Linked DNA regions of Homo sapiens: region 1 is linked to region 2. The links are chromatin contacts, found by Hi-C in ENCODE. All regions are on one chromosome and are shown on one strand. The core of a region is the stretch at or near the end of the contact, and the rest is flanking DNA. Distances in the headings are between cores, read along the strand shown. Region 1 holds the start of LINC00652 (long intergenic non-protein coding RNA 652). Region 2 holds the start of SLX4IP (SLX4 interacting protein).

Region 1 (5,010 bases), core at 1,800-4,299, 8.4 Mb after region 2:
GCTGCCAACTCTCCCTCCAGGATGTTGTAAAAAGGTGACATTTAACTGAGGAAATGGAAACTCTAATTGACTTCTCCTAAAGCAGAAAAATAAGTGGCCTGTATTCCTTCTCTTGGCCAGATGTTTGTAATTGTCCCCTTGGGATTCTACCTTGGGGGAAGCTGAAAGAGGCAAAACAAAATTGTCCACTTGAATTGGTCTACTTACACCCACAAGAATTGTTTTTACTTCGTGGTGGAAGATGTGGAGAGCCCATCCAAGAAGACAGCAATTTCAGGAAGAGGATTCCAGCTCATGTCACTAGCTGCCAGCCCCAGAATCTCTTGCAGTGATAAATAAGGAGCTTGAGGTGAACACTCCATTTTTAGATCTGGATATTTGGAGGCCTGTGCTTATTTGAACCAGTTGTGTTCCTTGCTTTGGATAAAGGAATTTTAGCAGAGATGATGTGAGCAAAATCTTGAAATGTGCTTGTGTAGGATGTCTTGCCCTCTTGTGTTGCAGTCATCATCATGAGAAGAACATGCCCCAGGGAGTCTGTGGGTCCAAGAAGGATGGACCAGCTGAGCTCAGCCTACATGGGCCAACCACTAGCCACTCTGAAAACATGTAATCAAGAAATAATTGTTTACTATTGTGAGCCACTCAGATCACCACTGAGTTTTGTGGTGGTCTGTTATGCAGCACATTATGTTATAATGGACAAATATAGGGCTATTAAGAGTAGAATAAGTAGAGGAGGATTCTTAGCGTGCTGTGGACAATGCTTGCAAAAGTGCTTGGCTTAGGGTAGTCACATAGCAAGCACCTAGTAACTATGAGAGAAATGGAGCTCATCAGGTTGATTGTATATCATATAATTTAAAGGTTAGAGTGAATCACATTAAATATTCTGAATGTCTGGACTGTCTGTTGATATCTTCCTATTAACTGACAGTAACTTTTCTCTCTCTTTTTTTTTTTGAGACGGAGTCTCGCTCTGTCGCCCAGGCTGGAGTGCAGTGGCCTGATCTCAGCTCACTGCAAGCTCCGCCTCCCAGGTTCACGCCATTCTCCTGCCTCAGCCTCCCAAGTAGCTGGGACCACAGGTGCCCGCCACCGTGCCCAGCTAATTTTTTGTATTTTTTCTTTTTTTTTAGTAGAGACGGGGTTTCACCGTGTTAGCCAGGATGGTCTCGTTCTCCTGACCTCCTGATCCGCCCACCTTGGCCTTCCAAAGTGCTGGGATTACAGGCATGAGCCACTGTGCCCGGCCACTTTTCTCTCTTTTTTTGTATCCTTTTCCCATGACTTCTTTACTATCTCTTCCCCAATCAGTATTTCGGTATCTATCTATGACTATCTATCTATGACATCCATCTGTCTATGACTCAGACCTGGGCTGAACTATATACTCGCCACATAGATTCTGCAATTAATATTCTGCTGTATTTGTTTTATGTATATGTCTACCTACGCTTGTATACATCCATCAATCCATCTTATTTTTTGATGCTTTTCAAATAAGTGGCAGACATCAGTGCTCTTCACCCCTATGGTGAATTTTGACAAATGCATACACTCATTATCCCTGAAGGTGTCCTTAGGCCCCTTTCCAGTTAAGTCTACCCCCAACTCCCAAGGTGAACTCTATTCTGATTTTTTTCCCACCATAGATTAGTTTTGCCTGTTTTAGAACTTCATATAAATGAAATTGTACATGGTGTAATCTTTTGTGTCCAGCTTCTTTCATTAGCAAAATATTTTCAAGTACCTGTGTTGTTATAAGGGTCCTCATTTTAAAACGAATAATTTGACAAGATCTTTGCAAACTGATCTTTACTTTAAAATTTTGGACTTCTCTGATGTGTATGTAAATACAGTAACCACCTTTAAATTAAATAGCCTAAATACAGTAACCACTTGAACTAAGCCTCTGAAACAGACATCTCTCCCATGTGTCTGTCAGACCTTGTCTTTCTGTTTTCATGCTCCCCACATCCCCCTACCTTGTTTAGCATTGATAAACATTTCAAAACTGCAGAGGGAATTTATCATATTTGTCTCAAGGGCACAGCGCTTTTGATTTACTGTGTTCAGTAAGATGCAGGGGGCTAACCAACCTCTTAGGATTAACTGCATTTGACTTACCTTCAAAAGGTCATCAGCAGTACATCCTTAGTAGGCCTCACAATAGTGTGTCCACAATACGGGTTAGTGGGAGTGATTGAAAGGCTTGGAGAGTTGTCCTTCTGGGTTTGCTCTGGTTGGGCGATCAGAGTCCATAGCACTGGGTGGGAAAACATGAAAGAAAATAAGTGAAAGTGACATGTTCCTCCAGAATAGCTAAAGGTCAGCGCTCACCCCATTCAACCACTGTATTCCCTAGACTTAGCATGAGGCGGTTTCTAAAAATCAAAGCCACACTTAGCGTGGTAATGTGGCTTTGTACCATGTCAACCTAGCTAAGCGGGAACTACGTTTCCCAGAATTCCTTGCCTGTAGGTTTCCGGGGTTAGCACACGCCACGTGACCTGATGCGGGCTTCGTGAGGCGGAAGTGACGCAGTGTTGTCGTCTCGTAGGCTTGAAAGGTAGGTGCCCGACATTAGGGACTGTCGCAGCCCGGGGAATTGTCCCCATCTGCTGGCTTACCTTGTGGGCGTGGATCCCCTCTAACTTTCCTAATTCCCGGGCGGCCCGCGGGCCTGCGGCAGATTCAGCTCTCAGGACTCCACTTTCAGTTTCTTCCACTTCTGGGGCAGGCTGCTTGTCCTGCCACTCTCAGGCCCCCCACCAGACACGGCAGCAACAGCTGTTCCTAAGTGTTCAACTCGCTCCTTCCCGCAAATGTAGAAGCTCAAATCCCTATAGCAAATTCCATATTCTATGTCATTCTTAATGCTTCCGTCTCTCTGGTTGAATCTAGATTGGATACAATCAGTGATGCACATTTACCAGACAGAGGATGTGCAGCGTTTACTGTTGATTTCTCTCTTTTCCTCCCTATCACCTCAGTTTAGTTCCAGGATCCACACTCCTCCACCATAGTCAGGAGATTCAGGGAAAGTTGGCAGGGTTCAGCTTTCAAGTTGACCCTTGATGAACCATGGTCAATCCTGTTAAGAGGCGTGAAAGCCAATCCCAGCCAATGAGACTGGGGAGAAATCACTGAAGAACTTGTGGAAAACAGACCCTCTGGATAAAAGACACGTGTGGGGAAAAAGGGGCTTTTTAATGTTATTCTGGATGTTTCCCAAAAGTACTGCTGCTGCCTTGCCTCCCTGACAGACACTGGCCTTAGGATGACATGCGGCAGGAAGGAAGGACGGATCTGGGGTTTTTCAAGACTCACTGAGATGCACAAGGAACCAACCCTCAAGTAGCCAACTCGTTCCTGTTTGCATGTGTCGACTGAAAAGAATCAAAATAAACAAAATATAACTATTTCTAAGAGGTTACAACTTGCAGGCAGGAAGCAGGCCTCTACCTGAGGCCATAAAGCATACTTTGAAGGAGAAAAGGTAGGTATTTATGCTAGGTGGAGAGGTAGGATATACGTATTCTGTAGCATACAGGAGAAGCCTATGAAAATTCATGGAGGAAACTCGTTAGAGACACGCACTGGGCTTACATATGAAGAATATCCAAAAGCGGATGACCTGTGTTCACTCTGGGGTGAAGATTTAACATTTAAATGTATTATAATTAGGCTGTAAATGCAAAAAGGTGAAACATAGGGCACAAGTTCACGATCTGTGCAATCTCCAGAGACCAGTCTGATCTAGCCTGCAGCTGGCAGTCATCTGTCAAGAAGGGGCTCTTTGTAGCCCAGAGTAGCTGTCAGGTTGGAACCATAAAACCAAAAGGAGGGCATCGGCGGTTAGGTGAAGAAAAGAAGTCTTTTGGCCTTTTTTCCTCTTCAAGTCAGCTTTTGATAAGATCTAGTAATAATAAGGGGATGGGTGTGGCTGCAGGTGGGACATGTCGGTTCTCTGTCCTGTCACAGCTAAGAACTAAGAACTTTAGAGTCTTTCAGCCATAGAGGGTCCTGTCATCCATTGAAGGGATCAGTCCATTGGGATTTTGCCAGTTTTAGCATTGATGCTGTGTCCTGGGAAACCCCTGAATACTTATCATAGCAGAAGTTCAGCCACTGTAGCCCTACCTCAGGACCGCTTTTATGGGAAAGAATAATTCCTTTAACTGCTTGAGCCATTTGAGTTGTGGCTGCTTTTGGTACTTGTAATAAATTGAAAGCATCTTGAATGTTCTGGGACAGTAAAAGAATGTGCCTTTGTTTCTGACAGCAATTATAAAATCAATTATATGTTTATATTCTAAAAAATGTTTTGAGTAATGCTGACATCATTGGAAAAGTGCATCACTTAGAAAATGTATCTGTGTGTCAATTTTGTTTGTTCAAAATCAGTTTCATTAATTTGTGGGAAGATACACCTTGTACATTTTACCTAATTAAAAAAAATATTGCCAGTTGAGTATACTTGTGATATATTCAAAGATAAATAAACTTTTTCAATTTTAGATATTCATATGTCTTTGGGCCTTTGTTTAGTTTTGTCCTAAAATAGGAATGCTTTTATATGGGCCAGATTCCTGCAGTGATGATATCTGGGAAGGAAGGGAGGGCATGATCTTTGTTCTATGTGTTTAAAAGTCTCAAATGAGTTACTGGGATGTAAAAAATATATTCGCACATGAGTTTGGTACAGTTCGGTGATTTTTTTTTTTTTTTTTGAAAGAAAGAAAGGTTTCCAAGGCTTGACACTGTCCTGTGGGTGTGGTCAATTAATTGCATTATTGGTCCCGACTCTTTACACCTACCCTTTGCCATGTAGCCTGGTAGTGGCCTCTCACTATGACACTAGGATTTCCCATGTGATGTTCTTTGGCCAATAGGTGCAAGCAAAGGTTTGAAGAGCACTGGGGAGTTGGGATTGTTTGCTCATATCTCTGCTTTCATGATGACAGTGTGCCTTGGTTAGCCTGGGGAGAATGAGTGTCACATGGT
Region 2 (5,603 bases), core at 2,836-5,335:
GAATATTTTGACTAAAATTGGGTTCCAACTTATAAGGTGAGGAAATACTGTAAAGACAAATCCAAACACAGTCATGTATCCCACATTCACAATATTTAGGGATTAGCAATTTTCACTTCAAATATGTACAAGATTAATTCTATCCAAATGCTCACTTAGTGTCTATTAGGTGCTAGCAAGACTACTAGCCTCAGGGGGGAACTACCAAGAAGAGTAAGGCATGATTCTTGTCCTCAAGGAGAATACAGGTTTGAGAAGATAATGGGACAATCTTAATAAAACATAACTCAATGCTGTATAGGGTCAAAAAACCAAACCAAACCAAACCAAACCAAACCAAACCAAACCAAACCCGCACAAAAAACTGCATAAAGTCTTTACCAAGTTGACTCATTTTTCAAAATCATAGTTCTCATTTTTTCCTCTATCCTCCTCTGAATTAGTCTCAATCCATTTTTACTTACTCCATCTTTAGTTACGGCAGGGAGTCAAGATCTAGAAAAACTAGTCACTGCCACCCACGATAACAGAAGGTAGCAGCCACTTGTCTTCTCTGCTATATTCCTAGTGCGTAGCAGAAAAGTAGAGAATCTTGTCCCCTTTGGTCCACAGAGGATGGCTTATTCTTCTGCTTCAGCTCTTAGTTCAGATGTCACCTACTCAGAGAGCCTTTCTCTCAGCACTCAACCTAAAGTGTTTTCCCTCTCCCTCCCCATTATTCTCTAGCACGTGATTCCTTCAAAGCCCTACCTTTGTGATGAATGCTGTGATGTGCCACCCTGACCCCCCTAAGGAATGAAAGGCTTATTTCCCCAGCTCCTGGAAGAGCTGAGACAGACCTCGGCTGCCAGCCTCCGTCCATGATTGACTTGGCTGAAGAGAGTTGAAGTTAGGCCCTTTCCAGGGAAACAGACATCTAACGACAGATCAATCAAGGGGTATAAAAGCCTGGCCCTTCTCTTCAACTTTGAAGGGCCAACCCAGCACTAGAGTTCCTGTGGGACTGGTGGAGAACATCCTTGAGACTTCACTGCAGCTTAACTTTTTCTATTGCCCAATCCTGCTTCCTTTCTTCCTTGGTAATCATCCAAAAAGTCTTCTCTAGTAAATGTCCTGCCTCTAAATCTCCTCAGAGTCTGATTCTCAGGAAACCCAACCTAGGACAATCTAGAAACATCTTGCTCAATATCAATGTGCAATCACCCCTCAGTATTTGGGGGATTGCATCCAGGACCCATGATGGATACCCAAATCCAGATGCTCAGGTCCCTGATTTAAAAATTGTGTAGTAGGCCAGACGCCGTGGGTCATGCCTGTAATCCCAGCACTTTGGGATGCCGAGGCGGGTGGATCACCTGAGGTCAGGAGTTCAAGACCAGCCTGGCCAACATGGCGAAACACCATCTCTACTAAAAAATACAAAAATTAGCCAGGTGCAGTGGCGGGTGCCTGTAATCCCAAACTTCTCCGGAGGCTAAGGCAGGGAGAATTGCTTGAACCCGGGAGGCGGAGGTTGCACAGTGAGCAGAGATCCAGCTTCAGCCTGCGCGACAGAGCGAGACTCTTTGTCAAAAAAAAAAAAAAAAAAAAAAAAAATCGTGTAGTTTTGTACACAACTTGCCACCTCCTTCCATGTACCTTAAATAATCTCTAGGCTACTTATAATACCTAATACAACGTTAAATGCTATGTAAGTAGTTGTTACACTGCAGTGTTTAGGGAATGACAAGAAAAAAGGTCTGCACGTGTTCAGTACAGATGTAACCATCTTTTTTCCCCCAGAATGTTTTTATTTATTTATTTTCTTAAATAGAGTCTCTGTCGCCCAACCTGGAGTGCAGTGGCGTGATCTCCGCTCACCGCAACCTCCGCCTCCAGGGCTCAAGCGATTCTCCTGCCTCAACCTCCCAAGTAGCTGGGATTACAGGCGTGCGCCACTGCGCCCGGCTCATTTTTTTGTACTTTTAGCAGAGACCGGGTTTCGCCACGTTGGCCTGGCTGGCCCCAAACTCCTGACTCAAGTGATCCGCCCGCCTCGGGCTCCTAAAGTGCGGGGTTACAGGGGTGAGCCACCAAACCCCGCCGCCCCAAAATATTTTCTATCCGCAGTTGGTTGAATTCACACATGCGGAACTCATGGATAGGGAGCGTATTGTTTCTCCCCCATCACTAGAACATGGAGTCAGGACCGTGCAAGTCCCTCTTGGTCACTGCCGTATCTACTAACTCGGCAGTGCTGTAGACACGTGTATATCTGTTTATGGATAAACTGAAGATGTTAATGAATGAATGAAACCGTCATATTGAGTCTCTGAAACGGCAACAGGATTTGGGTATGGTCTTATCGGGGAGGAAGACGAGCATGACCTTAGAGGGTCATCCCTACAAGGTCCACAGCCCTGCAAGCCCCGCGGCTGCTTTCACGTAGCTGGCAGGGCCACGCTGCACAACGTCTCTAACGCCGTCGGAGGGCGGCCCCCACCTCCCGACAGCCTGGGGTACACCGTGCACCCTCCAGACAGTCAGGGGCACACGGGGCCCCTCCCAGCGAGGGAGGGGACGGGGAGTCACAGGTTCGGCGTAGAAGGCGGCAGCGCAGGTGGGAGCGTGGTGAGGCGCCACTCCTCCAGCTCTCCCCACCGGCGGGAAGACCTCCTCGCCGCCCGCATCCGTGCCGACCGCAACATTTACCATCGGCAGCTATTTCAGAGGTCGGTCTTTCGCCTCCTACAGAGAGCCAGCCTCCTCCTTGTCCCCGCCCTCAAATATCCTTCAGTGAGGACACCGGTGACCTTTGGGGGTGGAGAGGGAGGCGCCTACAAGCCCCTTCCCCTCTCTTCGGCCGGACACAAAGCGGGCTTTTCCACCTAGAGTCCCAGCGCTCTCACCTGCGCACCAGCCGTCGCGCCGCCCCAGGCCGCCACCGCCAGAGGCCCCAGAAACAGATCTCAAGCAGCCGCTGCTGCCGCGGATCCCGACAACCTTCGCGTCGCGCGAGGGCACGGAGCACGCGCAGCTCTGCGGTCGACGCCGGGCCGCCCCCACTCCGCTTCTCCGGGTTTTCCGTGAAGCTCCAGCCAACAGCGGCCGTCACCGGAAAAAACGGGGAGCGAAGTTTATTCAGCGTATATTCCAGCAAATTGTTGAAACTGAAATTTTAAAAGAACGCATAAAATTTAAATAACATATCAAAATGGCACAGCTTCTGCCTTTTGGTGAGCGCTTGACAATGATTTATTGAATGAAAGAAAGAAATAGTCCACTGCGCTCTGCTCTCTGTCCTGACATGACCAATTACAAAGCGCTTGGATTTGTCGCTCAGCGCCAGTATCCCGCCTCTCTGTGCGGTTGTCTGGAAAATCAGGATTTTTACTCTCCCGTAACTCCCGGGATCGGGTTTGGAAAACGGACATGCGCCGTGAGAGCTAGTTGCCTTCTACTAAAGCATCCGCCCTCAGTCCTTCCTGAGGGCTTACAGGGAAGTGCGGAGTTTCGCAGCTCGTACTCTTCACAGATTAGATAATTCACCCGGCATTTCCCCATCCTGCTTCTGGGTTCCAGGACAAAACTTTTATTCTCTTTTAACATTAAAAAACATATAGGAAGTTATGTTCAAACATGGCTATTTTTATTAAAATTTATCCGGCACTGTGAAAGCTACCTTTCCTTTCTCACAATCTTTCGCACCGAATATATGTTCCATTCTTGAGCTAGTCATTTTCCAATGTTAAGAAAACACACCACAGAAAAGCGTTTTTTTTTCTCTCGGTCAGTTCAACTGCCTAGCACCGTGAGTTACCATGATACGTTATTTGCTAATGAGAGTCATTGGGGTCCCAGCCTTTAAAAATAGCCTGCGTCCGGCGCCATTTTTGTTTTGGGCCCACTTTGAAAGCCGCGATATTCTGAACAGAGGCCATTTTTCTTTTGGGCAGATTCCACGGGCCATCGAAGTGTTTCGCTGCCATCTTAAATCCTGGCTGTGGCCTCAATCCTGCAGCGAAGCTGCCCAGATCATTTTGTGTTTGGGCGGCGGCTGAGTTCCCAAACGCGCGCGGAGACCCTGGGAAGGAGGAAGTAAGCGCGAAAGTGCTTCCCTTAAGCTTCTGAAGGTTGGCTGCAGTTCCGGCTACCTGTGTAGTCCGAGTTTCCACAGCCAGGTACTACTCCGCCAGTGACCCTGGACAGTAACAAAACATATAAAGCCCGAGCCCAAACCCCGCCACCATCATAGGTAAGCACATGGACCTCTGACAACCTCAGATGTTCCTTCAAGTGAACTGAACTGTTTGCCCATCTCCTCCCTCCTGGTTTTTGGCTTTGATTTTTTGAGACTTTTCCGAATCCTTCTCCCTGTACTTCCACCTTTCTTCATTGTTTTCAAAAAGCCAAAAAGTTGCTAAACATCAGGATGCCATGAGCATGGGCATTACGGTGGAGATATTATTCAGGAAAGTTAACTGTCTTTGCACAAAGGGAATGCAGTAGATGGGCCAGGTATTTGTATCAAATCATGGCTACCTGCATCCAGCAGTACAAATACCTCCCCCTTCCCAGACATTTTTGGAGATGTGAGGTAAATACAGATTGCGTTTGTATATACTTCCCATTCATTCATTTATTCATTGCATTTCTTGAGTACCTAATTTGTGCTAGGCCATAAGGATTCAGGAGTTAGCTAAAAAAAATCCATTAACTCATGGAGCCTACATTTTATCACCTTGACATCTACTAGGTTGAGACAAATAACAGTATTTTATGGTTCTTAGCACTGCTAGACTGTATAAACAAGTATTTGCTTTCTCCTTCCCCTGAACTATTTTTTTTTATTTTTAGTTTTTAATTTTTTTGGCCGGGTGTAGGAATTAATGGTATTGACACTTACTTCTTGGATCCTAGACATAACGATATTTGTAAGCCAGTTGGCTAGCGTTAAAACTAATATTCCAGTTACTTAGGGCCTTGTTGCTCCAAGTTCATTTCACCTACCACCAGCATCAGCATCCCTGGGAGCTTGTTAGAATTACACTTCATGACTCTCACCCCAGAGCTGCTGAATCAGAATCTTCCTCAAGAAGTGTACCTTAAAGTTCAAGGAACATTGATTCAGGGCATGGGCTAAAGATACAGCCCTTTCTTTCTTTCTTTTTTTTTTTAGATGGAGTCTCGCTCTGTTGCCCAGGTTGGAGTGCAGTGGCGCGATCTTGGCTCACTGCCATCTCCGCCCCCCGGGTTCAAGCAATTCTCCTGCCTCAGCGTTCCCAGTAGCTGGGATTACAGGCGCGCGCCACCACCCCCGGCTAATTTTTGTATTTTTAGTAGAGACAGGGTTCGCCATGTTGGCCGGGTTGTTCTCGAACTCCTGACCTCAGGTGATCCACCCGCCTTGGCCTCCAAAGTCCTGGGATCACAGGCCTGAGACATCACGCCCGGCCTGGCCCATTCTTTGTTCAACCCGTGCTTCTTAACTAGATTCACAGTGTATTATCAATTTATTGCATGTTCTAAATGCAATGGATATTTGACAGGTTTTTTTCTGTGCTTTTAGTTCATTGACTTGATGTTAGGGCGTCAATTTAGCTTTCCAAAAAGTTGAAAAGAGA

The links. Hi-C counts contacts between places; a loop is a spot of excess contacts on that map. Pooled maps may share reads with other maps.
Region 1: a map of CD4-positive, alpha-beta T cell shows a loop between it and region 2 (12-fold over the local background). The contact joins the promoter of LINC00652 here to the promoter of SLX4IP in region 2. A Hi-C loop is called at or near these places in 4 of 168 maps with a recorded cell type or tissue (CD4-positive, alpha-beta T cell, CD4-positive, alpha-beta memory T cell, CD8-positive, alpha-beta T cell and 1 more) and 5 of 50 pooled maps.

What each region holds. Positions count from the first base shown.
Region 1 is chr20:18,791,535-18,796,544 of GRCh38, forward strand. LINC00652 (long intergenic non-protein coding RNA 652) reads right to left here and starts at 3,050. Exons shown (of 4, transcript NR_026883.1): 1 at 2,634-3,050; 2 at 2,131-2,269. It overlaps LCDR (lysosome cell death regulator), which reads left to right and starts at 2,515. Exons shown (of 1, transcript NR_026885.1): 1 at 2,515-4,531. RefSeq lists an enhancer at 2,191-2,730.
Region 2 is chr20:10,431,220-10,436,822 of GRCh38, forward strand. It overlaps SLX4IP (SLX4 interacting protein), which reads left to right and starts at 4,086. Exons shown (of 8, transcript NM_001009608.3): 1 at 4,086-4,234. MKKS (MKKS centrosomal shuttling protein) reads right to left here and starts at 3,003. Exons shown (of 6, transcript NM_170784.3): 1 at 2,889-3,003. It overlaps LOC128706665, which reads right to left and starts at 3,003. Exons shown (of 3, transcript NM_001394148.2): 1 at 2,889-3,003. It overlaps LOC128706666, which reads right to left and starts at 3,003. Exons shown (of 3, transcript NM_001394149.2): 1 at 2,889-3,003. RefSeq lists enhancers at 398-899, 2,850-2,909, 3,800-4,029, 4,190-4,239.